Linked DNA regions of Homo sapiens: all the other regions are linked to region 1. A link is a loop called in an ENCODE intact Hi-C map of the cell type or tissue named here. Cell type or tissue: endothelial cell of umbilical vein. All regions are shown on one strand. Region 1 holds the start of TMDD1 (transmembrane and death domain 1). Region 2 has its middle 13 kb from the start of ANKRD33. Region 3 holds the start of SCN8A (sodium voltage-gated channel alpha subunit 8). Region 4 overlaps SLC4A8-AS1 (SLC4A8 antisense RNA 1). Region 5 has its middle 59 kb from the start of SCN8A. Region 6 overlaps SCN8A (sodium voltage-gated channel alpha subunit 8). Region 7 overlaps SCN8A (sodium voltage-gated channel alpha subunit 8).

Region 1 (4,000 bases):
AGCCAGGGGGACATCAGGAGAGAAGAGGAAGTCTGGGTTGGGAGGGGCCCAAGTTTTGCAACAGAGTTTCCATTGTTCAGCTCTGTGCTTTCTTGGATTCCCTTTCCAAGATTACCAAGATTTCCTCCATTAAAACTCCTGAGGCACCCCCTGCCCCTGCCCCCCACTGCTGTTTGCTGTACATAGAGGCTAAGTGGGGTGGGGTGGGTGGGTGTGCACATGTGGTGTGTGTGTGTGTGTGTGAAGAATGTATATAGGTAAAGGGGAGTGTGGTCCAGTGGTTCCAGAAAAGGGACAGAACTGTGTTCTGTCCCTAGCTTGACCGCTGGCTCGCTGTGTGGCCTTGGGCAAGTCACTTAACCTCTCTGTGCCTCAGTTTCCCCATCTGTAAAATGGGGATAATAATACTGACCTACCTCACAGGGGTGTTGTGAGGCTTTAACTAAATGTTTTGTAAAGCGTTTTGAGATACAGAGGCAAAGGCGCTAGGGAAGGGCAAAGTATTATTGGACTTAAGGAAGCTGAAATGGTACCATAAATGCTGCTATTCTGAGAGCCATTTTAAACTGCACTGCTCCAACCACCCCCGCTTCTCATCACCAGGACAGCAGGTCGAGAAAATGTCTTTCCTTTCACTTGCTTCTGGGGTTTGTGATTATTCAAGACAATTTTTTCCCCTTGCTGTATCTCCTTCCCTCACCTCCTCGACTTGTTCCCTGTTCTGTTTATGCGGAAATGGCAGAAATGCTTGAGAAATGAGAATGTGTAAGTGGATTGGAAGTTTATAGTATGAAATTTCAATTTTACTTTGTACTGTACATCTTTTTACTTTAGAATTTGCAATAAAGGGTTACGTCAATCTTGTTTTCAACTCTCCTCTTGGACTGGCCTGTCATTCTGTCATTGCCCTCACACTGAAGCCCAAGGTGGACAGGCACCACCACCTCGCAGGACCCCACTCTGTCCCGTGGCGGGGACAGAAGTCTGCGTAAGGGCTCACCGCGGCTCAGCCCCTTAGCTGGGCAGGCAGTGCCCTAGCCACTCCCAGGTGTGTGGGAAAGGTTTGGGACTCCACTCAGCATGTCAGGAGGCCTTGCCTGGCGGGGGGCAGCACCTTGGAGGCGGCGCCCTGCACGTGGGCACACCCCTCTCTAGTGGTGCTGCCTCTGCACACTCCAGCAGAGCCCCAGAGTAGCCCCGAGGGGGAGCTGCACATCTTGTTCTGGTCCCCATCACGTTTTTCAAGCCCCTTATTGCGCACACACCTTTCCTTCTGGAGCTCAAACTTTCAGGTCAGACGGCCGTAGGTTCGAGAACGTGACTATGCCACTAACTAGCTGTGGCCGAGTTTCCGCATGTGTGATGGAGACAATACCTTCCTCCTTGAGTTTTGAAGAGTACATCAAATAATGTATGTAACTAGTTAGCATGAGGCCTGGCACACAGTGCGCAATAAGTGGTAACTCTTCGTGGAAGAATAATTGCAAGATAAGAAGGAATCTGCCTGGCGCAGTGGCTCACGCCTGTAATCCCAGCACTCTGGGAGGCCCAGGCAGGCGGATCACTTGAGCCCAGGAGTTGGAGACCAACTTGGCCAACAAGGCGAAACCCCGTCTCTACTAAAAACACAAAAATTAGCGGGGCGTGGCTGCGCACACCTGTAGTCCCAGCTACTCGGGAGGCTGAGGCAGGAGAATCGCTTGAATCCTTGAACCCCGGAGGCAGAGGTTGCAGTGAGCAGAGATCGCACCACTGCCCTCCAGCCTGGGCAACAGAGCGAGGCTCCTTCTTAAAAAAAAAAAAAAAAGCTAAGCTGACAAGAATTGGGCGGTGCACCTGCCACCCTGGGAGCCTGGTACCTGAGCCCCTCTTCCACCGGCAGTCCCACGGGCTTTGCTGCTCCTTTCCAACGGATTAACAAACTCTCTGCTCTTTCGGTATTTCTTAACGTTTATAAACCGTCCAAAGCACCACTGCCCCAAGACTGTGCTCCCATTTTACAGCTGAGGGCAAGGGCACTGTGAGGTGAGGGAGAATCTGGCCCATCTGCAGCCCAGGCCCCCGGGGGCGCGCGCCGCTCTTTAGGAAGGAGCAGCTTTGTTTCCCACCAGCCCTGCACTGTGGCGAGCGGGCCGGGGCTGCCGGGCGACGCCCGGTCGCCGTCGCCGCCAGTGATCCATAGCGTGAGCAGGACGACCAGCGCCCCGGTGCCCAGCGCCCCCACGAAGCCGGTGAGGAGGCCGAGCGCCAGCGGCCCCGCCCAACCCATGGGGCTCCGCTCGTACAGGGGCTGCGGCAGGCGCTCCACGATCAGCTGCAGGGCGTCCCAGTCCGGCGCGGGGACCGCGGCGCGCCGGGGGCGCGGGGCCGGGGCAAAGGGCACGCGGGCGGCGGCGCCGGGCCGCGGCAGGAAGCGCTGCCCGAACTTGCGCAGCTGCAGCGTCGCCTGCTGGTGGAGGTTCTTGCCCAGCTCCCTGGCCACGTCCGGGCGGCCGCTGCGCCGCAGGGCCCGAGCCAGGCGGTCCCAGGACAGGGACGCGGCCTGGGGGGCCAGCCAGGCCGCCAGCGCCTCCCGGCAGCCGTCGGACACCTCTCCAGGCCCGGCTACCCTGCCCGCCGGGTCCTCGGCCGCCTCTCGCCGCCGCCGCCGGCTCGGAGACCCCGACGTGGTGTTGAGCGGCTCAGGCCGCGCCAGCCGGTCTTCAGAAAGCCGGGACAACTCGGCCTCCACGTCGGGCTCGGGCGCCTCCAGGAGCGACCGGAAATGGCCGCACTCCTCCGGGGTCAGCAGCTCGGCCAGACGGACGGCTGCGTGAGGGCCCATAGCGTCCACGGCCCCCGCCGGAGCCAGCGCCCAAACCCAGAGCGTGAGGACCAAGGCGCTCGCCAGAGTCCGCGCCGCCATCCCTGGCGGGAACCAGGGACCGAGGACTGTGCGGGGACGGGGACGTGGACGGGCTCCGCGCCGGTGATGGGGGAGGGGTTCCGAACGCCCGCGGATTGTGGGAGGGAGGAGGCTCCGAACAGTCGGGAAGCCTAGTGGAGGAGGGGACTGGGGACAAGGGGGCTGCCAACACCCAGCGACGGAGACGGGGACTCCGACATGGCACTTGTTGGAGGGTCTCACGAAACTCAGGAACTGGGGTAAGAGGGCTTGCAACACCCAGGAAGGGGGTTCTCAGCCCCCCAGGAGGCTAGGATTCTGGGCTTTTACATTGTAGCTCCTGCCCTAGGCCTCCTAATAGCCACTAATACCTCAAACTGAACAAGTTACCAACATCTCTTCTAATTCATGTACTCCCCAACCGTTCCCCTTTACGAAAAGCCCTAGACCCCTTGCTCTCCATTAACTTCGATATTCAATCAATTCCTACATTCTCTTTTTTTATTTTCTTTTGTGCAGATAGGGGTCTTGCTGTGTTGCGCAGGCTGGTCTCCAGCTCCAGCCTCCGCCTCTGCCACCACCTCCCAAAGTGCTGTGATGACAGGAATGAGCCACCATGCCTGGCCTCAATTCCTAAATTCTCCTCTTGTCTACCAAATACTAAAGTTTAGTATTTATTAAATGAATCCATCATCCCATTCTCCCACTCCAGTGCAAGTCCAGACCCTCCTCCTCTCTTGCTGGTCCTCCAGCCCCCATCCTTGCCCCCCAACACTGGGGCCCTGCCTACCTGCACTTATTCCATTTCCCCCAAGGAAGCTTGGCTCTGGCTCTCCTTCTGATCGCGGCCTGCACTCCTCCTGCTGTCAGGCGCCTTTGGGAAGCCCTCCCTGACTCCGAGTCACACCCCTTAGTGGTGTCCCCATTAGGGACTCCTCCTATCTGCCCCACAGCACACTGCAGCTCGGCCTTTTTACTGTCTCCGCCAACTAGACTGCAAGGTCCATACATTGTCCCCATGGCAACTAGAGCATAATAAGTGTTCAGTAAAGATTTGTTGAGTCAATGTGTGAATTTTTTGTTTTTTTAAGAGACAGGGTCTCCTGCTGCTGCCCA
Region 2 (4,000 bases), 61 kb after region 1:
GCCCACTAGTTGTTGACGGAATCATTTTAAAAACTTTTTTTTTCCTTACAACAAAACAGAATAGAGTAGAAAACATAACAGTGCTTTACAGTTTCAGGAAACGCTGCTTGTAGTTACATGTGCATTCATGTGTCCTGGGTCCAGAAGTAAATGTATTTACTGTGGATGACGGTCAAAAAAGTGAAATACTCAGAGTAGAGAATATTCTTCAGTGATATCTCCAGAAGGGAATGGTGGATGAATGGAAACTGACAACATGAAATATATCAGGCTAAACATAAATGTAAAAATTTTTGTAAACAAAAATGTACACTGGCTCTGAGCAGCTCAGTGTAACTGCGGTTGGTGGTGATGGGTGGAAGGGCTTACGTAGGACTTAACTGACTGCCCTTTTGGTGGGCAATGAAGCTCTCTCTGCTGTGTAAGACACCTTGAGCCTGATTCCTGAGAATGCTGTCCCTGAACGCCCACTAGGCAATGACCGTGGCTCCCTCACCGTGGCCCTGAGCTGTGCCAGAGGGAATGGGTTATTTAGCGAGAACCTTGAACTCATGTGCCCAGGCCTCCCCTCCAGTCCACTAGGAGTGCAGAAGGATTTGCAACAGGTATGCTGTAGTGGTGGTCAGGACACCCCTGCCTGAACTTCACCCATGACCCTTGTCCTCACCCCCACCCAAGGGGTCATAGTCCAGTGAGGGTGAGCTGGTCAGAGTGGACCCTAAATCAATCCCAGACCTTCCTGGCTGGCTCTGAGTTACAAGCTGTGGGCTTTGTGATGCAGATCATGATTCGGGAGTAGGGGGCATGACCTATGGCAGGTCACACAGGACCCCTAGAAAGGGCCAGAGCTGGGGTCAGAGGCCACCTCCTCCATTCTCTGCCCTGCTCTGCTGGGTCCCATCCTGCATCTACCTAGTCCTTCAGCTGGGCTGGGCCATTTCCCCACTGACTGCCGGCTCCAGCTGTAACTGCCACCAAGCCTGGAGGCTGGGAGGAGAGGGGCTTCTGCTGGAAAAAGATCCCAGAAGAAAAGAAAGGGATGAGATGACACAGTATTTTGTTCCCAAACCAGACTCAAAAGTTTCCTGAGTTCCTTCTCTGTAGATTTGCCCCTGCACCGCCCCCCCGCCCCCCGCCCCACCACCTTCTCTTCTGATTGAATTCCGCAAGTCAAGACTCTGGGCAAAAATCCAGCCCAAAGGATTAGATGGCTGGAGATTACGCACGGCAGTCAGAGAGCAAGTTAGGGAGCAAGCAGTGTATGTTATCAGGGCTTAAGAGAGAGCATCAGAGGGAGAGAGAGATGGAAAGAGCCAGATGGCGAGATGAGAAAGATCAAGCTGAAGAAAAGGGGATGACAGGCAGACAGAAAGAGGAGTACCAGCAGAAGACACTGAAGAGAGTGATTGAGAAATAGGAGCGGCAGGCAAAGGAACATCCTTGTGAACTCCTGTCAGACCCCAGCGGCTGAGAGGTCCAAAGGAGGTTAATCCATAAAGGGCCTTTGCTTTTAATCCTTAAGACCACCAGCCTGAGACTGCAGAAGGCCCTGGCTGAAGTGTACCTGTGTCATCCAGGAGCTATCCATTATTTTACACATTAACCAACAACTCCATGCCCCACTACCACAATCATTTCTATCAACAAAGGCATACACAGAGAGGGTCAAGACCAGGCCTGGGGAACTTGGCAGGGGCTGGGAAGGGATCCCTATTGAGTCCTCTTGAGGAGGGAGGCCTGGACAGGGCACTTCAAGACAGGGCATCAATGCAGGTAGAAGGTAGAAGAATCCTCACACTTGGCCATGTGCTGTGGCTCACACCTGTAATCACAGCACTTTGGGAGGCTGAGATGGGCGGATCACCCGAGGTCAGGAGTTCAAGACCAGCCTAGCCAACATGGTAAAACCGCGTCTCTACTAAAAATACAAAAATTAGCCAGGTTTGGTGGCACATGCCTATAGTCCCAGCTGCTCGGGAGGCTGAGACAGAAAAGAATCGCTTGAACCTTGGAGGCAGAGGTTGCCGTGAGCCAAGATGGCGTCACTGCACTCCAGCCTGGGCTACAAGAATGAAACTCTGTCTCAAAAAAAAGAAAAAAAAAATACAAAAGTAAGCCGGGTGTGGTGGCTCACATCTGTAATCCCGGGTACTCAGGTGGCTGAGGCAGGAAAATTGCTTGAACCTGGGAGGCAGAGGTTGCAGTGAGCCGAGATCGCGCCACTGCACTGCAGCCTGGGCAACGGAGCAAGACTCCTGAAAAAAAAAAATCCTCACACTTGGGGTACCCATCCAGGTTGGCTAAAGCTGATATACAGAAATAACTACAGAAATAACTCCCTTTCCTTTGAGCCAGAAACGGAACCCCACAACCCTCCTGTGCATCTGCCCTGCCAAGACCCAGACACTGCACCTGACCCTAGAACCCTCAGCTATAGCCTCAAGCCCTGTGGGGTGGGGATGCTCTTCCAATTCCTGCCCAGACCTGCCACCTGCTGGCTGACAGTGGCCTCGCAGTAACAAGACCCTTGCTGAGGCTGGGGTGATTGGTGCTAGAAGTAGCTTCTCTGGGCTTGGGGAAAAGAGGATTTGAAAAGCAAAATGTGAAATCCCCATTCACCTACCTACGTGTTCTTATGGTCTCTCTGCACAGGTTAAAAAGACTCTGTCCCTAGGCCAGGCACGGTGGCTCACCCTTGTAATACCAGCACTTTGGGAGCCCGAGGCAGGCGGATCACGAGGTCAGGAGTTCAAGACCAGCCTGGCCAGCATGGTGAAACCCCGTCTCTACTAAAAATACAAAAATTAGCTGGGCATATTTGCACGCCTGTAGTCCCAGCTACTCAGGAGACTGAGGCAGGAGAATCACTTGAACCCGGGAGGTGGAGGTTGCAGTGAACCAAGATCGGGCCACTGTATTCTAGCCTGGGCAACAGAGTGAGACTCCCTCTCAAAACAAACAAACAAACAAAAATAAGACTTCTTGTCCCTGACCATCACTCCTGCATGATGCTGGGGGTGATCTTCAGGCCAGAGGAGAATCTGGAGGGGAACTCACATTTACTGAATGGCCGACAAGGTACTAGATGCGGGAGACACAGAGATAACCAAAGTCCTGGGATTATAGGTGTGAGCCACGGCACCTGGCCAAGAATGAGATTAATGATAACTAGTGTGAAAAACACAAGCACTGAACTGTGTGCCTGACTCAGAGTAGTTTTCAATTAATAGTGATTGAATGAATGAATTAGAGCTACCACCAAGGGATGACGAACTCTGTGTGCAGAGGAAAAGAAGGAAACAGACAGGGAAATATTTCTGATTCTTTTATATATTTTTTTCTATCATTACCAAGTAGTAATTATCTAGGTGGAAGATTCAAACATTATACAAGTTTGAAAAACAAACCCGCTGGGCGCAGTGGCTCACGCCTGTAATCCCAACACTTTGGTAGGCCGAGGCGGGCGGATCACGAGGTCAGGAGATCGAGACCATCCTGGCTAACATGGTGAAACCCCATCTCTACTAAAAATACAAAAAATTAGACGGGCGTGGTGGCAGGCACCTGTAGTCCCAGCTACTCGGGAGGCTGAGGCAGGAGAATTGCGTGAACCCGGGAGGCGGAGCTTGCAGTGAGTGGAGATCGCGCCACTGCACTCCAGCCTGGGCAACAGAGCGAGACTCCATCTCAAAACAAACAAACAAACAAACAAAAAACCTTTTTCTTCACCCTTCTCTTATTCCTCCTCTTTAAGTTAACCATGTTTTAAAGAGCATCATTTTGTCTAGAGGTTCCCCATCTGGGCTGTACATTAGAATCACATGAAGAGATTTTTAAAATCCTGTTGCCCAGGTTGTGCCCCAGACCAATAGTCTCAGAATCTCCAGAGTGGGTTCCAGGCATCACTATTTCTAAAAAGTCCTTAAGTGATTACATTGTGCCGCCAATGTTAAGAATGACCATTCTGGCCGGACACGGTGGCTCATGCCTGTAATCCCAG
Region 3 (4,000 bases), 220 kb before region 1:
ACATACTTGAGTAAACGATTTTTTGCAAAGGTGCAAGGGTAGTCAGTGGAGACAGGATAGTGTTTTCAACAAATAGTATGGGGACAACTATATATCTATGCAACAAAACAACAAAAGAACTTCAAACTACATTTCATACCACATACAAAAATCAATTCAAAATGGATTATAAACCTAAATGTAAACTCTAGAACTATAAAATTTCCAGAAGGAAACATAGGATAAAATATTTGGGGCCTTGTGTTGGGCAAAAACTTATTAGACATGACATTAAAAGCATGATTCATAGAAGAAAAAATAATAAACTGAACTTCATAAAAATTAAGAAGGTCTAATTTTTTTTTTTTTAAGAGACAGGTTCTGGCTATGTTGGCCAGGCTTGAGTGCAGCAGCTATTCACAGGCCCAATTATAACACATTATAGCCTCCAACTTCTGGCCTCAGGAGATCCTCTTGCCCGAGCCTCCCGAGTAGCTGGGACTACAAGTGTGCACCAGGACAACTGGCTGAAGAACCTCTGCTTTTGGAAAAACACTGTTAAGAGAGTAAAAAGAATAAAAAGATAAGCCTAAACTGGGAAACAATATTTGCCAATCACATGTCTGACAGAAGATTTGTATCCACAATATATAAACAACTCTTTAATTTTTTTAAAAAAATTTTAGAATCAGAGTCTCCTGTGTTGTCCATGCTGGACTTGAAATCCTAGGTTTAAGCAATTATTCCTGCTCAGTGTCCAGAGTAGCTGGGACACCAGGCATGCGTCACTGAGCCCAGCCAGGATATATAAACAACTCGTAAAACTCAATTAACAAGAAAAAACCCCACCAATTTTTAAATAGGCTAAAGACTTGAAGAGACACTTCGCCAGGAGGATTTACAGATGACAAGTCCATGAAAAGATGTTCAACATCTTTAGTCACTAGTGAAATGGACGACAGACCCACAGCGAGATAAAACTACACATCTATTCAAATGGCTAAAATTAAAAAGACTGATCACTCCAAATGTTGGTGAGGATGTAGAACAACTGAAATTCATGTGCTGCTAGTAGGAATGGAAAGGCACAACCACTTTGGAAGGCAGTTTGGCCCTTTCTTAATATGTTAAATATACACCTAAGACAGGACTCAGTTATTCCATTCCTAGATATTTATACCCACGAGAAACGAAAGCATATATATCCATACAAAGACCTGCACACGAAAGCTCATAACAGCTTTGTTCGTAACGGACAAACATTGGAAATAACCTAAATGTCATCAACAGGTGACTGGATAAACACATTGTGGTGTATCCCCATAAAGAATACTACTAAGCAGTAAAAAAGAACTCTTGATAGGCAACGACTGAATAATCTCAAAACGATTATGCCGAGTGGAAGAAGCCATACAAAAAAGAGAGTTTGTACTGTATGATTCCATTTATTTAAAATTCCGGAAAATGCAAACCAATGTACAGTAATAGAAAGAAGATCAGTGGTTGCCTGGAGAGGGTGTGTGGGGGCGAGCGATGCAGGGAGTGATTACAAAGAAGCACACGGAGAAATTTTTGGAGGTGATGGGTGTGTTCATTACCTTGGTGGTGATGGTTTCATGAGTGCACACATAACTCAAAATTGTACAATCTAAACACACGCAAATATACCCCAGTAAAGCTAATTTTAAATGTATTGTAGAGGGCACATTATGTGATAAGCATACCATGTGCCTGGCTGTGTTAGCAATGTGTGAAGTGCATGCTCCCCGTTAGTACAAACAAGAAGTTTATAAGGTTGCTACTGTGACTGTTTCCTTTTACAGACGAGAACACTGAGGTTTGGAGAGGTTGTTACACCCTTTTTCCCTCTTGTGATTGGTGGTAGGAAAATATTAAGTAGAGGAGAGACACAGTAAAGTGCCAAGAGCTCTGGCACTCATTACCTAGATCCTCGCGAGGGTGGAGTGAGCGGTCGAAATGCTCATGCCTACTTTACAGATGGACAGACTGAGGATCGGAAAGACTGAGGTGGCCTGGGGGCTGTCAGGGAGGCAGCGCCTCCCCGCTCCTGGCAGCAGGTCCCTGTGGGCTGAAACACGAGCCTCCACCTGCCGCTGATTGACTTCTCGTTTTTTCAGTGGGCCCAAGATCCTGTAAATTGAGTTCCCTGCGCTTTTGGATGTCAGAAACTTCACTGAGCGCGGCACTGTTGGGGGGCAGGAGAAAGGTAAGACTTGGCACTGACGCGGGCCACAGAGCACGCGGGTCACCACGACAGCTTTCGGGTCTCGCCGCCCGGCGCTGGCGAGCAGCCAGCCAGCGTCTCGCGGCGGGTCCCGGTCCTCAGCCCGCGGCCCCTCCCGGCGGCTCGGCGGGGGCGTAGTGGAGGCGGGCCCGGGGACGCTCGCTGGCGCTCCCGCGCGGCGCCCCCTGCCGGCGCCCTGTTCCCTCTTGCCCCTGATCCGCTCCCGGCGGCGCGGAGACGCGAGTCTGAGAGCCTGCGGGCGGGCGGCGCGCTGCAGGCGAGCGGGCGAGCGGGCGCGCCCTGCAGGGGTAGGTGGGCCGCGGGGGCGCGGGCGGGCGGGCGCGAAGCGCAGGGAGGGGGCGGGGGCGGTGGCAGCGGCGCTTGCGGGCCGGGGCCGGCCCGGGCAGGGGGCGCGCGCGGAGGGGTAGGCGCGGGGGCGGGGCGGGCGGGGGGCCCGGCAGTAGGGGCGCGCGCGCGGTGGCGCGCGGCGGGCGCGAGTCATCAATTATGCAAGGACTCGGGCGGTGCGGGGGGCGGGCGCGGGGAGCGCTCCAAGATGGCGCCCACCGCAGTCCCGCCCGCCGCATCCTCGGCGCCTTTGCAGTCCGGCCGCGCCTCCCGGGCCCCGCGTTAGGGCCGCCGCTGCCTCCCTCGCCGCCGCCGCTGCCGTAAGTCGCCCCAGAGCCCCCGCCCTAGCGCTGCTTCCTGCCCTCCGGGTTTCCCTTCTCGCCTCGGGACCCTTGAGCGGGGCTCGCCCATCTCCAGTCAGGGGCTTTGCCGCAGAGTGCGCGGCGGGGCTCCAGGGGCCGTGGAGCTGGGGCTCTGCTCTCCTTGTTTTGGACAGGTGTTTGGAACTCTTGCTTCCTTCTACTGTGTGTACCGGGGGTCTCTTAAGAGAACTGAGGACCACCAGTCCCCACCCCGGACACCCTGCTTTCTCCGTCTCGGCTACAGTGAGGGACACGGCCCGTCCTTGGTGCCCCTTCCGCGGTGCAGCCCTCCATCCCTCCCTCAGTGCCGGGCAGAGTTGGGGCCCCTAGCCGGCTTGCACTGGGAAGGGCAGCGCTGTCGGGATCTTCCTACAGCAGCCCCTCAGCCCTCCCCCTCCCCCATGTCTTACTGCATCCTTCTCCCTCAGCCGGCTTCACACTGCTAAAAACTGCAGAAGCCAAGGGCTCCTGGGTTCTTCCCGCAGCCAGCACTCCCGACTCCCTCTGTCCTTTACTCGGATGCGTTCGTCCCCCTCCCAACAGGGTGCTCTGGAGTTGTGATGGGGGCTCCCGGGACCTTCCTCGGCAGGCGAGGATTCCTGCATTTGGAAGCACATCACTTTGAGAATATCCCCTTCCCCCATCCCACCCCCACCCCCACCCCCCACCCCCACGCCACCCGATGCAGAGCTTGTTCCTCTCCTCTCCCTCCCCCACCTTACCATCAGCAGCAGCACCCTTGGCTTCTTGTTAGCGTTGGGGTACAGGACTGTTTGCCCAGCTCCGTGGGCTTGGACCCTCCTCTCTAGTTCTCACTTGGTACCTTGGGGCACCGCAAAGCCTCTGCAGTTTCTCCTGAGAGCTCAGCTCCATCCCCTCCATTGCCAGCAACAACCACCGGTGGAGACTTGGCTAACTTTCCAGGGGTTAGCCAGGACTGTCAGACCCTTTCAGGGGCCCCAGCTTCGAGTTGGGATGGAATGGGAACCATTTTTCAGCCCGATAAATAGGATTCTTCAAACCATGCATTCCATCCGACTACTCCACCCTATGCCCTCTTCCTCAC
Region 4 (4,000 bases), 390 kb before region 1:
GAGCCTCTCTCAGTTTGGAGCAAAGTGTAACTGAGTGTGGTGTAACGAAGTTCTGTGGATGATGTTGATGATGACGAATAGTGGGGAGCGATTTTCACAGCCAGGAGCTTGGCTCTCAGCTTTTGTGGCGCCTCAGACTCTTCCCTGGGATGTGTAGTGTTCCATGCTGGCAGCATGCTGTGAACAATGAAAATTGTATTCTGTAGTCTCTTTCAATATGCTGTGACTTGGCAAGGGCTGAAAGCAAATCATGCACCTGCATAACCTTTTCAGCTTGACAAAGAATCTCTCTCACTCCCCCTCTCGCCCCTCCCTTCCACAGGAAATGCTCCCAGACGACAGCACGAACAAGCCCTAATTAAGTCTTTCCTCAGATCCCGACGTCTTTTCCTCCAACCACATCTTGGGTTTAGATGTGTAAGTAAGAGGAAAGTGGAGAAATAAAAATCAGGTATAAGACACAGCTGGAAATTGGGACCTATTTAATTGCAAGTAAAGCCTAAGACCCCGGCCCTGGTGGCTCTTTGGACAGTTCACATAGAACAAGAGACAGAGTAAACTGATGGAGGAGTTAAGATGCTTTTGATGAAAAAACTGGTTGCAAATTATTTAAGAACATTTTCTCAGACTTTTTGCGTTTCTTATATTTGTGTCTGTCTCTGAATAGAAGAATCTCAATGTCTTTCAGGATATTTAAGGATCATATACGTAAGGTGCCTCATGCTTCCTTGAGAAGTCTATGAACACATCCTTACAATTATATGCAAAATTTTGGGCTTTGTTTACTTATCTGAAAAAGAGAATCCACAGATTTTATAATGTCTCCAGGGAGTTCAAGACCCACCGCTTTCCCCAAAGTTTAAGAACCACTGGTATTATAGAAGAGAAAGAATAGGTCTAAAACAAAATCTGGAAGGATGGCCACGTCAGGAAGCCACAAAGAAAGAGTGGAGCCTATGAAAGTTAGAGAAGGATGAAATTCCCAGGCATCCCCATGGGAGACAGTAGGGTGGTGAAGCTCATGCACTGTGGAATCATTTCATCTGAGCTCACAGTCTAGTGTCTCCATCTATTAACTGTGCTGGCTGTGTGCCCTGGGGAAGTTACCTCTCCAAGCCTCAGTTTTCTAATCTATACAATGGGATGATAGTGCCTACCTCAGAGTTGTTGCAAGGATGAAGTGAGGCTATCCATGTAGCATGCCTCTCTGCCTCCCTATTGGTATGATGTGTGTGTGTGTGTGTGCATGTGTTGTCTCTGCCTCTACACATGTATTTTCCATTTTCTTGTCCACTTTATGCCTCTTTCTGGGCTGACTGAAGATTCAAGAAGGCTCTGAATTCTGTTCTGCTGTTTTTTTCTGATTTCTTTAGAAAAATAATCAGTGTGAGGTGATGTCCTTGGCTGAATACCCCCAGCTCCACTAGGACTTGTCTTCCAGCCAGGCTGAGAGCCATGTGTTTGAGCTTTTCCAACCAGGGTAAGGAGCAGTAGATGTTAGGAGCCTCGTGCTTAGAGCCAAGTGAACCAGCTTTTTCTGGGAAGGAGAGACCAAATCATCCCTGGGAGGATAGAGCCTGTCTTCTGCAGTGCCCCAGATAGCAGCAGCCTTAGCTGCTGCCTCTGTGGCCTACTTCCTTTTGTAATTTGCACAATAGGCCAGAAGATGGGGCTCTTGACCCTGGAGTCAAGGGCCAGAGGCTCTGACTTTTTCCACATTTGTACTGGAGAGAAGTCAGATCCACCAGTCCTCCCAGGAATCACCACTACTTCTCAATTCCTTTCCCTACCCTACCTACTCCACTTCTGCCATGGCTGGGACTTGCCTTCCAGGGGAGTGGGGGATGTGGGCACATCTTTCCTTTGGCCACCATCCTCGGCTCCTGAATTACCACGTTGCTAGAGTCAGTCTTTCTGACGCCCTGCCTCAGGTTTCCCCCTCTAATCCATTCTCCCCTAAGGGCAGATTTTGGAGATGGTACAATTTTTATAGGCCAATACAACATAGTGGTCAAGAACTCTAGAATCAGAGAGCTTGTTCTTGACTCGTCTCCTCAGGTGAATCTTTCCCCACCTCCTCAGAGAAGCTCTCCCTATCCCATGCCAGTTACTCTTGATCACATAACTCTTTATTTACTTAACAGTAGTGATTATAACTAGCGGTTATCTTGTTTGATGACTTGTTTACTTTCTCCCACTTGATTGTAAGGCTTATGAGGCCAAGGACACTGTCTTAATTGCTGTTTTCCCAACACCTAACATAGGGCACGATACATAGGTTCTCAGCAAAAGTGTTTTGAATTAATAGATGAATGATGGAATCCCAGCTTCATGACTGCCTGACCTTGAGTAAGTTGCTTAACTTCACTGAGCCTCAGTTTTTTACCTGTGAAATAGAAAAAGAGTAGAGACATTATGACTATTAAATGACACAATGCATTTATACCACTAAACCCAGGTTCTGGTGTGTGGAAGTTTTCCCTAAAGCCTTCAGCGTCCTGCTTTTTATCATTTAAGAAAAATAAAGTCTGAATGAATTAGCCAGATCTCCACAATTTGATCACAGCCTTTTATTTTATTTATTTTTTATTTTTTTGAGACAGGGTCTCACTCTGTCACCTCGGCTGGAGTGGAGTGGTATACTGAAGCCTCTCCTGGGCTCAGGTGATCCTCCCACTTCAGCTTCCTGAGGGGCTGGGACTGCAGGTGCATGCCACCATGCCTGGCTAATTTTTTTGTATTTTAAAAATAGAGATGGAATTTCTACATGTTGGCCCAAGTTGGTCTTGAACTGTTGGGTTCAAGGGATCCATCTGTCTTGGCCTCCCAAAGTGCTGGGATTACAAGTGTGAGCCACCATGCCCAGCCCACAGCCTTTCTCTATCACAACTATTACCTCCCACTGCTCTTCTCAATAACTTTCTGCTTTGGCCCAAATTGTGGCTACCCTGAATGGGCCATGTGCATTATTATTCTTAAGTCTTTGCCTAAGACTTGAGATGCTTGCTCTTCTTACCTTGGGTCAGCTAAATCTTACCCATGTTTTCAGACTTAGCTCGAATCCATGTCCTCTGTGAAACCTTCCTGAAGATCATTTTCTCTTCTGAATTTTTGCAATCTTCATGGTTTATATAATATTACTCATTAACATATACCCTGTTTCCCTGATAAGCCTGTTAAGCTCCCTTGGAGATATATATTTTAGATTTCTCTGCCTCTACAGTGTTACTTGGGCCTGTTCATTAGTAGGTGTTCAATACATTTTTTATTAGATTGAATTAAAAGCATTCATATTTACTAAGTACTTTCTATGTGCCTGGGATTGGTTGAGGCTCTGTTGAGTATACAGAAGGGCATAAGAAAAATAATCATTGCTTTCAAAGAACTTATAATATTTTAGTAAGCTAAAGTCAACATATAAAGTACTTAAATAACCACAGCATGACAACTGCTATAAGAAAGGTATGAAGTGCCTTGAGAATTCTGGGGAGGGTGAGATGACATCTGTTAGGGGTATCAGGGACAGTAGAATAAAGAAAGGCTTCTTGGAAGAGGGTGGCTTTTGAGATTAACTTTGAAGGATGGTTAAGATTTTGATGGACAAAAATGGGGATGAGGGTAGGATGTGAATTCCAGATTCAAGATGACAGGATTAGTAAAGAGATTGATGGAGTGTGTGGCAATGAACACTAAAACGCAGAGACTAGACAGGAGGCTTATACAGGACATCAGAAATACAATTCTGCTTCAGGGATACTGAAGCCCAACCTTGTTTCCAATTTCAGGACCAACACAAAGGATGGTAAGCAGGGGTGGAAAGTTTTAACATGTATCAGACTACCTTCCCCAACTGTAGCTTCTTTAGGGGCTGAGAATTATTTGCAACAATTCTTCCCCTGACCCCAATTTGGACCTACCTGAAGTCTGGTATGATAGTGCATATAAAACAAAAGGCCCCACGGCCGGGTGCCATGGCTCACGCCTGTAATCCCAGCACCTT
Region 5 (4,000 bases), 280 kb before region 1:
CCTTGACTGGCTCCTGGGAGGTGACCTTTGAGCCCTTGGAAGATCCTGCCTGGTTGACTTTTTTTCTATGCCCCAGGCCTTAGGCCACACTATCAGTCTGACCAGTTTGTGCTAATAAAGTGATTTATGGTGAATGTCTGGTTTTGTATGCCTAAGGCCCTGCCTGGGCTGTGCACCAACAGTTTGACCTCTCAGTAGCGTGGGGAACTAGAGACTGAGTGGCTAAAATAAGTCATGTGGGTACTGCCACCACATAAAACCCCTGGACAACAAGGCTCATCCCTGGTTGGTAATATTTTGCACGTGTTGTCATGCATAGTTTTTGGGGGAATTAACTGCATTCCCGTCAGGCCCACTGGGAGAGGACACCTAGAAGGTTGAGCCTGATTGCCTGATTTCTCCTGGACATCGCCACCTACTTTGTCCCTTTGCTGATGTTCATCTGTATCCTTTCCCTGTAATGAACCATAACTGTGAGTATATCAGCTTTTCGGAGTCCTGTGAGTCCTGCCAGTAAGTCATTGAATCTGAGGGGGGTCTCAGGGCACAGATAATGCAATGTCTGTTATCAAAGAAGTTTAGAAGTGGATAATTTGTAATGATCTTTGTCTTCAGTTACTCTGATGCCTCTCCACACAATTACTTCATTCATTCATGCAACACGTGTTTTTGAACACCAACCATGTGTGGATACTGCATTCCAGGCACTGGGACATAGCAGTCAGCCAGACAAAGATCCCTGCCCTCATGGAGCTCATGTTCTAATGGGGGAAGGTGAGAGACTAAGCGATACACATAATGAAAAAGGTGATAATGCTATGGTAGGAAGAAGTAGAATAGGTACAGGGGATCAGGAGCACTGGGACGGGGGTGGGGCTCCTTGAGAAGGTGAGATGTGGCTTGACAAAGGTGAAAGTGTGCCATGGGGGTTCCTGAAAGTTCTCTGGAGGACTCATTTGCCCCTTGAGTGCTTGGGCCATGGCTCTCATTCTTTAATGAGCACCAGAATTACTTAGGAAGTTTGTGAAAGAGGCTGATTTCCAGACCCCTTTTGTGTGTGTGCGGTGGGATGGGGGCTGGCGGGGAAGTTAAGATTATAAAACGCACTTGCCGTGAGCCTGATGCTGGAGGTCCAGGAACTGCACTTAGAGACCCACTCCATCAGGCAGGCCTGGGCAAGGAATGAGAAACAGCCCTTGCTCTCGGAGAGCTCCCACTTGAGTGGTAACAGAAGGGAGAGCTGGGTAAAACACAGTGCCTGTCAGAGCATCTCTCTGCCATTAATGCATCCATGGGGAACGTCAATGCCCGAACTGACAATTAGCTGAGGGTGGAGAACTCTGAAGGGATGCATTTTGAGGAGCTGGGGTAGAAGGGATTAGGGGACAGAGGTGAGGACTCCTGCAATAAAAATACAGGTTCCCCAGAGCAAGACCAGAGGTGCTGAGAGACCAGAAATGATCTCTTCTGAAAAGACAAGAGGGCTTGGAATCTTCCTGGGTTTCCCCAGTGGTAGTTCTGTCTGCAAGACAAAGTCTTTGGTCATGGGGAGACTGGATAAATAGAAGGGGCCTTGGAGAGAGTAGCAAAGGCGGTCGGAGCCGCACCCAGCTGTCCTCAGATCCCCTTTCCAGCTGTGTATGTTCACTGTCGATGGCTCCTATCAACACCTGTCTTCAGACGATAAAGCACGGGCTCCTGGGGCTAAGTCACCCAGATGCACCAAGAACTGGAAGGGGCTGCCAGTTGACGTCCCCCTGGGGCAGCCGTGGTCAGCCATTGATGGGTGCAGCAGTACAAAGCCCTGTTCCTTTGCCCTGAGGGAGGGCAAACTCTGTGCTGCAAGGCACGCCCCTGGAGCTCCCTCAGGCATCAGGCTGAGGCTGGGACTTCACCCCAAATCAGACACTTGCCTGGCATTTACTCTTTCCCTATTCTACTGTCCCCACTTCCTTATAATATTTTCTTGGGAATATTTCCTTAGTAAACCACTTGAGCATGAATTATTGTCTCATCTGACCATAGACAGAGAAATACTTTAAGCACCAAAGCAACCCATACCTCGGCTCCCAGTTCCTTAGGGAGAGTGGGGAATAAACTCCCATGGCAACCCAGAAAGGCAGTCCTCTCCCCTTCCCCAGGCTGGACTGCCCAAACCTGCCCGGCCTGACTGCTCTAGAAAGGGCACCTTAGTGTCCATGGAGAGGTGGCACCAGGGCAGGTGGCACCAGGTTTCAGTTACCGCCCCTTCTTAGTAAACCCAGAAAGCCGTCTAGACAGTTCTGGGCATGCAAAGCCCCACTCAAGACTGGGCTGAAGAATCGGACTCTCCTTCCCGTCTTTGCTATGCCTGCCCTCTGCTGGAGGAACTCATGAACGGCAGCTGGTTAGAAGGGAAGGAGTGAGCCAGAAGCACCAGGGCTCCAAACCCCACCCATCCTTTAGGGTCCAACTCAAATGTCGCTTCCTCCAGGTAACCTCCTCTGATTCCCGCAGCTGAAAGCAAGCTCTCTGCTGTAAGCCCCCACGCCCTTCCTCTACGCGTCCCTAATGGTGCCGTCTACCTTATGTCCTGGTTATGCATTACATGTTACCTCCTCAGCTCATCTGTGAGCTCCCAGGGGAAGAGGATTTTTTTTGTTGCTGGAATTTACTCCCAAAGGATTTTGCACCTCCCTAGAAATATCTCCCACAACTAAGCCCTAAATTCACATCATTAAAGAGAGCCTTTTGAATTCAAGTGTTGTATCTCTAAAAAGGCCCAATTAAAATGTAACTATGAAAAGACATAACCAAGTTGCCTGGACTGTGAGTCATTAAACATTTAGGACATTAGCAAATTAATAGAGCTCAGAGTGCGGAGAGCCGAGGTGTTATCAGAAATGTTTTGGGTGCCAAAGAAAGATGAGAAAAGGAAGAAGGGTAAAGAAAAAAAGAGGAAAAAGTTGAGCATGAGGAACTTCTGAAGAGAGTTGACTGGATAAAGCTGGGGAGGGGCTGGGGGGTTGGAGGGAGGCAGGAGGGTAATAAAGTCCCATTTACCCTGGGGTAGAGATTCCAGAAGAACAGGTGGGGGACACATATCAATAGTGCCATTTTATCTTGTGGACCCAAAAAGAAGTTACTGGGTCCAAATGCCAAAAAAAAAAAAAAAAAGCCCAGTAAAACAAAATTTATAAATGCTTAATTAGACATCAGTAAAACATAACATTGTCAATTTCATTAATTGTTAAATTTAGTATTTATAAATATTTATTCCATTTGAAAAGAATTTTGTGGGTTAGATTTTTTTCACTTCTTAAGAATTCCTGGGTAGAGATGGTGACTCCTGAGTAATCGTAGCCAATAATAAATTAAATATTACTCATCGCCAAATAATTTCCAAAGCAAAATTATAAAATTCCTTTCAAACTTACAGGGCAGGGTCAGGCACGGTGGATAATCCCAGCACACTTTTGGGAGGCCAGGGCGTAGTGGGTCACTTGAGCTCAGGAATTCAAGACCAGCCTGGGCAACATGGTGGGACCTTCTCTACTCAGCCTCCTGAGTAGCTGTAGTCCCATCTACTCAGGAGGCTGAGGTGGGAGGATCGCTTGAGCCCAGGAGGTAGAGGCTGCAGTGAGCCGTGTTGGTGCCACTGCACTCCAGCCTGGGTGACAGAGCAAGACCCTATCTCAAAAAAAAAAAAAAAAATTATAGGGCAAATTATATTTAACATAGGATATGAGTGTGTTTTAATATATTTGCTATAATAAAACTAGGAGTCTCTGGGGCTTACAAAGTTCTTAAAATGGCCTTTAATATCAAAGATCAATTTCCTCCATCTGCTTCACAACAGTTTCACCCTAGATGATATCAGAGTCCTCACCTTTCATAAGCAGACAAAGCACCCAGAGACAAACTGCTTTCTTTTCTTCAACACAATTTGAATTTACCTTCTTGTCCACCTGCATGGGCAAATTAGTTGGTGATTAAATGCTTAGAATAGCTAACTATAAAG
Region 6 (4,000 bases), 70 kb before region 1:
GACAGGTCTGGTGTTGATGAAATCTCTCAGCTTTTGCTTGTCTGGGAAGGTCTTTATTTCTCCTTCATGCTTGAAGGATATTTTTGCCGGATATAGTGTTCTAGGGTAAAAGTTTCTTTCCCTCAGCACTTTAAATATATCATTACCACTTTCTCCTAGCCTGTAAGGTTTTTCACTGAAAGGCCAGCTGCTAGATTTATTGGAGCTCCATTGTATGTTTTTTTTTTTCTTTTCTCTTGCTGCTTTTAGGATCCTTTCTTTATCCTTGACCTTTGGGAGTTTTGTTATTAGATGCCTTGAGGTAGTCTTCTTTTGGTTAAATCTGCTTGGTGTTCTATAATCTTCTTGTACTTGAATGTTGATATCTTTCTCTAGGTTTGGCAAGTTTTCTGTTATTATTCCTTTGAATAAACTTTCTATCCGTATCTCTTTCTCTACGTCCTTTTTAAGGCCAATAACTCTAAGATTTTCCCTTTTGAGGCTATTTGCTAGATCTTGCAGGTGTGCTTCGTTTTGTTGTTGTTGTTGTTCTTTTTTCTTTTGTCTCCTCTGAGTATTTTCAAATAGCCTGTCTTCAAGCTCATTAATTCTTTCTTCTGTCTGATCAATTCTCTTATTAAGAGACTCTAATGCATTGTTTAGTATTCAGTTGCATTTTCCAACTGTAGAGTTTCTGCTTGATTGTTTATAATTATTTCAGTCTCTTTGTTAAATTTATCTGATAGAATGCTGAATTCCTTCTCTGTGTTATCTTGAATTTCCTTGAGTTTCATCAATATAGTTCTTTTGAATTCCCTGTCTGAAAGGTCACATATCTCTGTTTCTCCAGGATTGGTCCCTGGTACCTTATTTAGTTCTTTTGGTGAGGCCATGTTTTCCTGCATGATCTTGATGCTTGTAGATGTTTGTTGGTGTTTGGGCATTGACAAGCTAGGTATTTTTTATAGTCTTCGCAATCTGGGCTTGTTTGTGCCTGTCCTTCTTCAGAAGGCTTTCTAGGTATTCGAAGGAATTTGAGCCCCGAGTCCAATAATGCTGTGGTTTTTGCAGATTCATAGAAATACCACCTTGGTGGTCTTGGATAATAAAGATCTGGAAGAATTCTCTGGATTACGAGACAAAGATTTGTTCTTTTTCCTCACTTTCTCCCAAACAAATGGAGTCTCTTTTTCTGTGCTGAGCCACCTTGAACTGGAGTGTGTTGATGTAAGCACCCCTCTGGCCATTACTGCTGAGACTGCTGGGTCAGACTTGAAGCCAGCACAGCACAGGGTCTCGCCCAAGGCCCGCTGTAACCACTACATGGCTGCCACCTGTGTTCACTCAGGGCCCTAGGGCTCTATAGTCAGCAGGTGGTGAAGCCAGCCAGGTTTGTATCCTCCCCTTCAGGGCAGCAAGTTCCCCCAGGTCCCAGGTGGGTACAGACATGTTGTCCGGAAGCCAGGGATTGGAGCAAAAAGCCTTAGAGATTTCTTAGCACTTTGGGAGTCCAAGGTGGGTGGATCACCTGAGGCCAGGAGTTTGATACCAGCCTGGCCAACATGGTGAAACCCATCAAGAGGACAGGGACCATGTTGTATGTGTTGTTCGCCACTGTATCCACACCACTTAGCAAACAATAAGTATTTGTTTAAATAAAATTAAATTTTAGCTGGGCATGGTGGCTCACATCTGTAATCCCAGCGTTTTGGAAGGCTGAGGTGGGAGGATCACTTGAGGCCAGGAGTTCCAGACCAGCCTGGATAACATGGCGAAACCTTGTCTTTACTAAAAAATACAAAAATTAGCCGGGTGTGCTTGTGTATGCCTGTAATCCCAGCTATTCAGGAGGCTGAGGTGGGAAAATTGCTTGAACCTCAGAGGCAGAGGTTGCGGTAAGCCGAGATCATGCCACTGCATTCCAGCCCGAGCGACAGAGCAGACTCTCAAAAAGCAAAAACAAAAAACCTTAGAGATTTGCCTGATGTTCTATTCTGCAGCTATGCTGGCACTCAAACCACAATACAAAGTCCTTCCTGCTCTTCTCTCCTTTTTCCACAGGCAGGAAGCCTCTTCCTGTGGCCACCACCACAAGTCATTCTTACATACACAGATGTTAGTGTAGTAATGCAGCAAGGAATTCCCAGGGAAATCGGTTTTTTTTTTCCTGTATTTCTTCTGTAGCTTTGCCAAACAAACAAAACAAACAAGACCCCAAGGTCACTGATCCAAATCTGAATCAGTGAAACGGTCTGATGAAACACTTTTTTTTTTTTTTTTTGAGATGAGGTCTCTATGTTGCCCAGGATGGTCTCTAACTCCTGGGCTCATGTAATCCTGCCGCCTCCACCACCTGAGTAGCTGGGACTACAGGCTAATGAAACACTTTGATAAGATAAATCGTAATCTGCTAGGAACTTTCTTCTGTTCAGTCCTTAAAATCTGAAGATGTTTAGAACAGATGGGCTTTTTGATGTAGCTCTCCAGAGGTAATTATTTTCTTTTTAAAACAGCTAGGATCATTCTCTTACTGATCAGACATATGCTTCTCCAGCCTCATACAATCTCCCCTGTCCTCTGAGGGCTGCTGATTGTCTCTGTCCTCTTACCTTCACCATCTTAGAAGGTAGAGCCAAGTCTACATGGGTGATATGGTACAGTGAACAACATGGTTACTAAAGAGCTGGATTAGTTTTAAGCCACCCCATTAAGCCTGAACTGATGTGGAATAGTCACAAGAACGTAAGTCAGGGACATGAAGAAACCCTTTGCTGTAATCTACCATACCAGTTATTGTCCAGGGTGGAGCATGTAATCATATTTTTTATAACAATCTGATTATACTTTCTGCCATTTTTTATTGGGAATTTGAACATTGCAGGTTAACTCATAAAACTGTGAAAGGGCAAGATAAACATAGGATACAATATATTTAATTAAGATAGCAAAACCTTTCTGTACTTTCTTACAATGGCTTGTAGGAGATCTGGAGCAGATCTTCAACTTGCTAATATTCAGTTAGGCCCAGATTTGGTATTTGGAAGAGGCAGTTTATTAGAATAATGGTGCTCCTACTCAAGGAAGAAACAGCATCTATAATACTTAGTGTGATCAGGGACTTGACTTTAATGAAATTTCAAATAGAAGTAAATTTGACTTACTTCGTCATGTGGACCAATTCTAGCCAAATATTGTGGATTTGAGATTAGGACCAGAAAACTCAGGGTCTACTTCGGATGACAGTACCCCAGGAGGATCTGGTCTTTCTACTCTATGCTTGGAATGAACCAGGTGAGATGTTTGGGTCCCAGCCAGATTCTTGGGGTCATTGTAGATTCACACAGACTTAAATGACTTCATCTTATCACCCACAGAAATAAGGATGAACCATAGCCAATTCATTTCATTCTACTTCTTGAAGTGAATAGGACTGTAGGATCAAAGTTAAAGACTGTAATGAAGATCACACACTGGACTGTGTATCAAGTAAGGCCCAGATTTACCTTTATAGACTTAACTCACTCTATTTGCTTTTCTTTTTTTTTTTTTAAAGGCTACAACTGAGGTGGAAATTAAGAAGAAAGGCCCTGGATCTCTTTTAGTTTCCATGGACCAATTAGCCTCCTACGGGCGGAAGGACAGAATCAACAGTATAATGAGTGTTGTTACAAATACACTAGTAGAAGGTATGTGCCCTATAATGTCAGTCCAACCGCTGAGATATAAATATGTAATGTGCATGGTAAATATAATCCCTGTCCCTTGGTCTGAGTTTTGCAAAGACTGTCTCTGAGCTTTAGGAATGGAACGTATTCCTATATAGAAACTAGAATCACAAATTCTCTTCCTAAATTTACATGCAGAGAATCAAATATATGGGCTTCAGATATGCTGCCAGCATTGTACACAGGTACGTAAGAGATAGGAAAGGACCTGCATGAGTGACCTAGAGGAGCTCAAGACCCCTGTCATTGTCATCATGAGGAGTCAGTGGGGTGCTGTAAGGCATAAAGGAATGTAG
Region 7 (4,000 bases), 140 kb before region 1:
GGAGCTGGATAGTACCAGGACACGGGTACTCTGGAAATGCATTCCAGTTATGCCTTTGCTGGAGACTTTCCTGGGACACACTGGGGCTATATAATATAACCTATATTGTAATTTTACTTGAGGAATTCACTAGGCAGATTAGCATAAATCAGGATTCTTTTCAACATGGCATAGTCATTTTTACATAACAGGTCATTTGTTTCTGAACAGCTTCCTAGCCTGATATAGAATCTGTTTAGATTCTGCATTATATTTTCCGTTATTAAACCAGGGAAATTTTGAAAAGACACTTATTTGTTGCTTGCTATATTGGCTGTATGCATACTCAGAAATGAATGCCAAATTGCTGTTGATTAATGAACAACTGGCCAGTTGCCTAGTTCAGAAAGAGGTGCATAGGCCTGGGGGAATAAAGTACATATATTTTGTTTAGGCAGGCAAGAATTTAAGGCCAGAGAAGTTGGCTAAAAATGAGAGGACCAGTTAGTTCTAGAAATCAAAACAGTTAAGATCTAGGGACAGTCATAAGTCATTGCCAGTAATAGTTATAGTCAGATAGACTCAAAGGTTCCCAGCTGCCCTCTTGTTGATTAGCTAAACCTCTGAGCCCCTAGGTGTTCATTATAGCCAGAAGCTCATCAGATGCCTGCAGATTACCTTTGCCCTAGTTGAGATGTTGACCTCTCAGGATGGGGAGAATTGGTTGAGTGAAGAGCTGCTCTCCTGGGCCATGTGTTTCACAGCAAACCAGGGAATGGATAATAAATATTTCTCGAAGAAGCTTTCTCTTCTATGATATTCTCCACCCCTGCATTGAGTACTCTTCTATATAAAGTCTTTTCATATATATGCATCCTTTATTGTTTTGTTTTATTTTATTTTATTTTATTTTATTTTATTTTATTTTATTTTATTTTATTTTACCAAGACAGGGTCCTGCTCTGTTTCCCAGGCTGGAGAGCAGAGCTCACTGCAGTTTCAACCTCCTAGGCTCAAACGATCTTCCCACCTCAGCTTCCTAAGTAAGCTGGGTCTACAGGCACATGCCACCATTCCCAGCAAATTTTTTTTATTTTTTTTGTAGAGATGGAGTTTTGCCATGTTGCCCAGGCTGATCTCGAACTCCTGGGCTCAAGCGATCTTCCCTTCTTGGCCTCCAAGAGTGCTGGGATTACAGGATTACAGATGTGAGCCCATCCTGTTTTTTTTTAATTTACACTTTTTGTGTGGCTAAAAAAATTATTTCAGTCTTGGGATGGGGTGGAGACATGCTAATAAACTAGCTGTACTGCAGTCCTGTGATGACTGTGTGTGTTCATTGTTTTGCATTTGCAGTATGCTAGGATTTGTTTGGTATGCATATGGACGTGCTCTACCTGGCCTTGCACGGTGTTCCTTCCCCTAATAGTGGGCCCCAAAGAGAAGATATCTTACCCTGAGTTAACAATGGCAATGCTTCTACATTGTGTGCTCCAAGCCCCACATTGCTAATTAGAAATGAAAAGCCTGTGCTTTTCAGAAGGCTCATTTTATGCCACATGACACATTTATTAATACTCCATGCCATAACTCGTTAAGAACTGTTCTGCCGCTCTTAATGGACCTTGTGCTGAAACACATTCAGTGGCTGTTGTTGTAAACTGATATTTCCCCTTGGGCAGTAACCGCAATCCAATTTCAATTTCCCTTTTAACTCATTTACTTCACAAAGATCTAATTTGAGACAGATTAGGTAAAATATTATTGGACTTCATGGGCACCAAGTGATTGTTGTTTAAGAAGTATTGTAAAAACCCAAAGCTTGCTGTCCTTTCCACTATATCTAGGCTTTGAAGGATCTGGCGTTAGAGCGTAGTGTTGAACGAGAGAGGACAAATGTCCTTTTCTGGATTCCCACCAGAAGTTTAACGATGATTACAAACGTTTAATCAGCCATATGAAACATATATACATATATCTCTCTCAAAGTCAACCCATCACCAGTCATTCCTTTCCATTCTCCCATATTCACTGTTCTCCTGAGAACAGGGGATAAAAGTAGGGGAGATAGTGCAGGGAAAAGCATTGTGTGACGCAGTTCTGCCTTGGGGCTGCTCTATGCTCCCCCCTGCTGACATAAGTATGGTACTATCAAGCACTGTTGACCCTGGACTTGACAGACTTCAACATAAGGAAGCAGAATAACTAACTCAAGAGAGTTCTACAAGGATAAAATGTGAGAGAATAAATAATAATAGGCTTTCTCCTCAAATTTATGGTTTGCTGCTTTGTTGCACTTAATCCTGGATGCTCTGTGAATTTTCTAAATCGTAGAATTACAGATATCAGTGCTGGAAAGGACCTGAGTATGCCCATCAGGCAGCCCTCTCTCTTATTTTATAGACGAAGAAAATGAGATCTAGAGACATGCAGTGGCCCAGCCAGGCCATACAGTTAGGCAGAGGCAGGGAAGAAGGAGAACACAAATGTTTTAGCACATGACCTGAGAGATGATCTAGTGGTTCCCCAAATCTGGTGAGCACAGATTCCTGGATTCTGCACACTTATTTAATAGAACACCTGGAGAAGGGATTTATGACTGTGTTTTTTAAAAAGCTACTCAGCCTAGGCTGGGCATGGTGGCTCACGCCTGTAATCCCAGCACTTTGGGAGGCTGAGGCAGGTGGATCACGAGGTCAGGAGATCGAGACCATCCTGGCTAACACGGTGAAACCCCGTCTCTACTAAAAATACAAAAATTAGCTGGGCATGGTGGCGGGCGCCTGTAGTCCCAGCTACTCGGGAGGCTGAGGCAGGAGAATGGCATGAACCCAGGAGGTGGAGGTTGCAGTGAGCCGAGATCACACCGCTGCACTCCAGCCTAGGCAGCAGAGCGAGGCTCCGTCTCCAAAAAAAATAAAAAAATAAAAAAAAATAAAGCTACTCACCCCAGGTGCAGTGGCTCACAGCTATAATCATAATCCCAGCACTTTGGGAGGTCAAGGCAGGAGGATTGCATGAGGCCAGGAGTTCGAGACCAGCCTGGACAACATAGCAAGACCCTGTCTCTACAAAAAATAAAAATAAAAGATAAGACAAAATAGAAAGCTAGTCAGATGATTCTTATGCAGTCAGTCTGGACTTAGTCAGGAACTAATATTAGTGTATCCCCTGGGGCAGATCAGTTTTGCCATCTGTTTTTGTATGGCCCACAAGCTAAGAGTAGTTTACATTCTTAAATGGTTGGATGTGTGAAAATGATACGAAATTTAAATTTCTGTGTCCATAAAGTTTTACTGAAACACAGCCACTCTTCTTGGGTTGCATGTTGTCTATGGCTACTTTTACACCACAGTTACAGGGGTAAGTTGTTTTAACAGACACTGTATGGCCTACAAAGCCTGCAGTATTGACTGCCTGCGCCCTTTCAGAAAAAGCTTGCTGGTGCCGGGTATATTACTTATCTCTTTCTCGTGTAACTACTGCAAGCCCCAGTATTAAAAGGGAAATTCCTAAGCTTTGAGTACTTGTGTTTGTCCAAAGACTATCTTGCCTTTTTTTTTTTTTTTTTTTTTTGAGACGGAGTCTCGCTCTGTTGCCCAGGCTGGAGTGCAGTGGTGCAATCTTGGCTCACTGCAAGCTTTGCCTCCTGGGTTCAAGCGATTCTCCTGCCTCAGCCTCCAGAGTAGCTGGGACTACAGGCACATGCCACCATGTCGGGCTAATTTTTGTATTTTTAGTAGAGATGGGGTTTTACCATATTGGTCAGGCTGGTCTTGAACCGCTGACCTCGTGATCCACTCACCTCGACCTCCCAAAGTGCTGGACTTATAGGTGGACTATCTTGCTTTTCAAAAAAGATCCATTGTGAAAAACTGCATGCAAATTATCTGTAAATCTAATTATTTCAATAATAAAACATGTTTTATTGTAATACAATTTCCTACTAAAGTATGGGAGATTTACCTTCATTTCAGGAGTTTAGTGTGCTAGATGTTTATTTTTGTTAACAGAAAAACTG

The links. Hi-C counts contacts between places; a loop is a spot of excess contacts. Peaks named below come from ENCODE experiments on the same cell type or tissue, not always from the same donor. Only the 100,000 strongest peaks of a DNase experiment are listed, where the experiment ranks them.
Region 2: a loop joins it to region 1, with 7 times the contacts of the local background. A loop is called at or near these places in 33 of 110 quality-filtered maps.
Region 3: a loop joins it to region 1, with 10 times the contacts of the local background. A loop is called at or near these places in 16 of 110 quality-filtered maps.
Region 4: it touches region 1 in a loop (8-fold over the local background); 69 of 110 quality-filtered maps call a loop at or near these places.
Region 5: it touches region 1 in a loop (9-fold over the local background); 40 of 110 quality-filtered maps call a loop at or near these places.
Region 6: a loop joins it to region 1, with 2.8 times the contacts of the local background. A loop is called at or near these places in 3 of 110 quality-filtered maps.
Region 7: a loop joins it to region 1, with 8 times the contacts of the local background. A loop is called at or near these places in 7 of 110 quality-filtered maps.

The regions. Positions count from the first base shown.
Region 1 is chr12:51,811,989-51,815,988 of GRCh38, forward strand. SCN8A (sodium voltage-gated channel alpha subunit 8) reads left to right here. Exons shown (of 27, transcript NM_001330260.2): 27 at 1-876. It overlaps TMDD1 (transmembrane and death domain 1), which reads right to left and starts at 2,937. Exons shown (of 1, transcript NM_001386737.1): 1 at 1,933-2,937. The coding sequence starts at 2,905. The coding sequence ends at 1,952. RefSeq lists a silencer at 2,449-2,528 and an enhancer at 2,637-3,136. In endothelial cell of umbilical vein, a CTCF peak has its summit at 2,466; DNase peaks (open chromatin) are centred at 2,493 and 2,723; H3K4me3 peaks cover 1,306 bases; H3K27ac peaks cover 1,213 bases.
Region 2 is chr12:51,872,939-51,876,938 of GRCh38, forward strand. No RefSeq gene overlaps it. Among named protein-coding and RNA genes, the nearest start is that of ANKRD33, 13 kb to the right of the region's middle. In endothelial cell of umbilical vein, a CTCF peak has its summit at 2,501 (motif pointing left); a DNase peak (open chromatin) is centred at 2,493.
Region 3 is chr12:51,588,468-51,592,467 of GRCh38, forward strand. It overlaps SCN8A (sodium voltage-gated channel alpha subunit 8), which reads left to right and starts at 2,766. Exons shown (of 27, transcript NM_001330260.2): 1 at 2,766-2,892. RefSeq lists a silencer at 2,269-2,518. In endothelial cell of umbilical vein, a CTCF peak has its summit at 2,388 (motif pointing left); a DNase peak (open chromatin) is centred at 2,404; H3K4me3 peaks cover 1,586 bases; H3K27me3 peaks cover 1,084 bases.
Region 4 is chr12:51,419,792-51,423,791 of GRCh38, forward strand. SLC4A8-AS1 (SLC4A8 antisense RNA 1) reads right to left here. Exons shown (of 3, transcript XR_001749147.2): 3 at 2,108-2,386. It also overlaps a transcript of SLC4A8 not described here. Among named protein-coding and RNA genes, the nearest start is that of SLC4A8, 3.0 kb to the right of the region's middle. RefSeq lists an enhancer at 1-461. In endothelial cell of umbilical vein, a CTCF peak has its summit at 1,658 (motif pointing right); a DNase peak (open chromatin) is centred at 1,680.
Region 5 is chr12:51,529,738-51,533,737 of GRCh38, forward strand. No RefSeq gene overlaps it. Among named protein-coding and RNA genes, the nearest start is that of SCN8A, 59 kb to the right of the region's middle. RefSeq lists an enhancer at 2,465-2,524. In endothelial cell of umbilical vein, a CTCF peak has its summit at 2,354 (motif pointing left); a DNase peak (open chromatin) is centred at 2,354; H3K27me3 peaks cover 204 bases.
Region 6 is chr12:51,742,371-51,746,370 of GRCh38, forward strand. SCN8A (sodium voltage-gated channel alpha subunit 8) reads left to right here. Exons shown (of 27, transcript NM_001330260.2): 13 at 3,533-3,665. Among named protein-coding and RNA genes, the nearest start is that of TMDD1, 71 kb to the right of the region's middle. In endothelial cell of umbilical vein, no CTCF peak of the experiment used is centred here; a DNase peak (open chromatin) is centred at 2,081; H3K27ac peaks cover 1,915 bases.
Region 7 is chr12:51,676,189-51,680,188 of GRCh38, forward strand. The region is part of intron 2 of SCN8A (sodium voltage-gated channel alpha subunit 8); the gene reads left to right. Among named protein-coding and RNA genes, the nearest start is that of SCN8A, 87 kb to the left of the region's middle. In endothelial cell of umbilical vein, a CTCF peak has its summit at 2,109; a DNase peak (open chromatin) is centred at 2,103.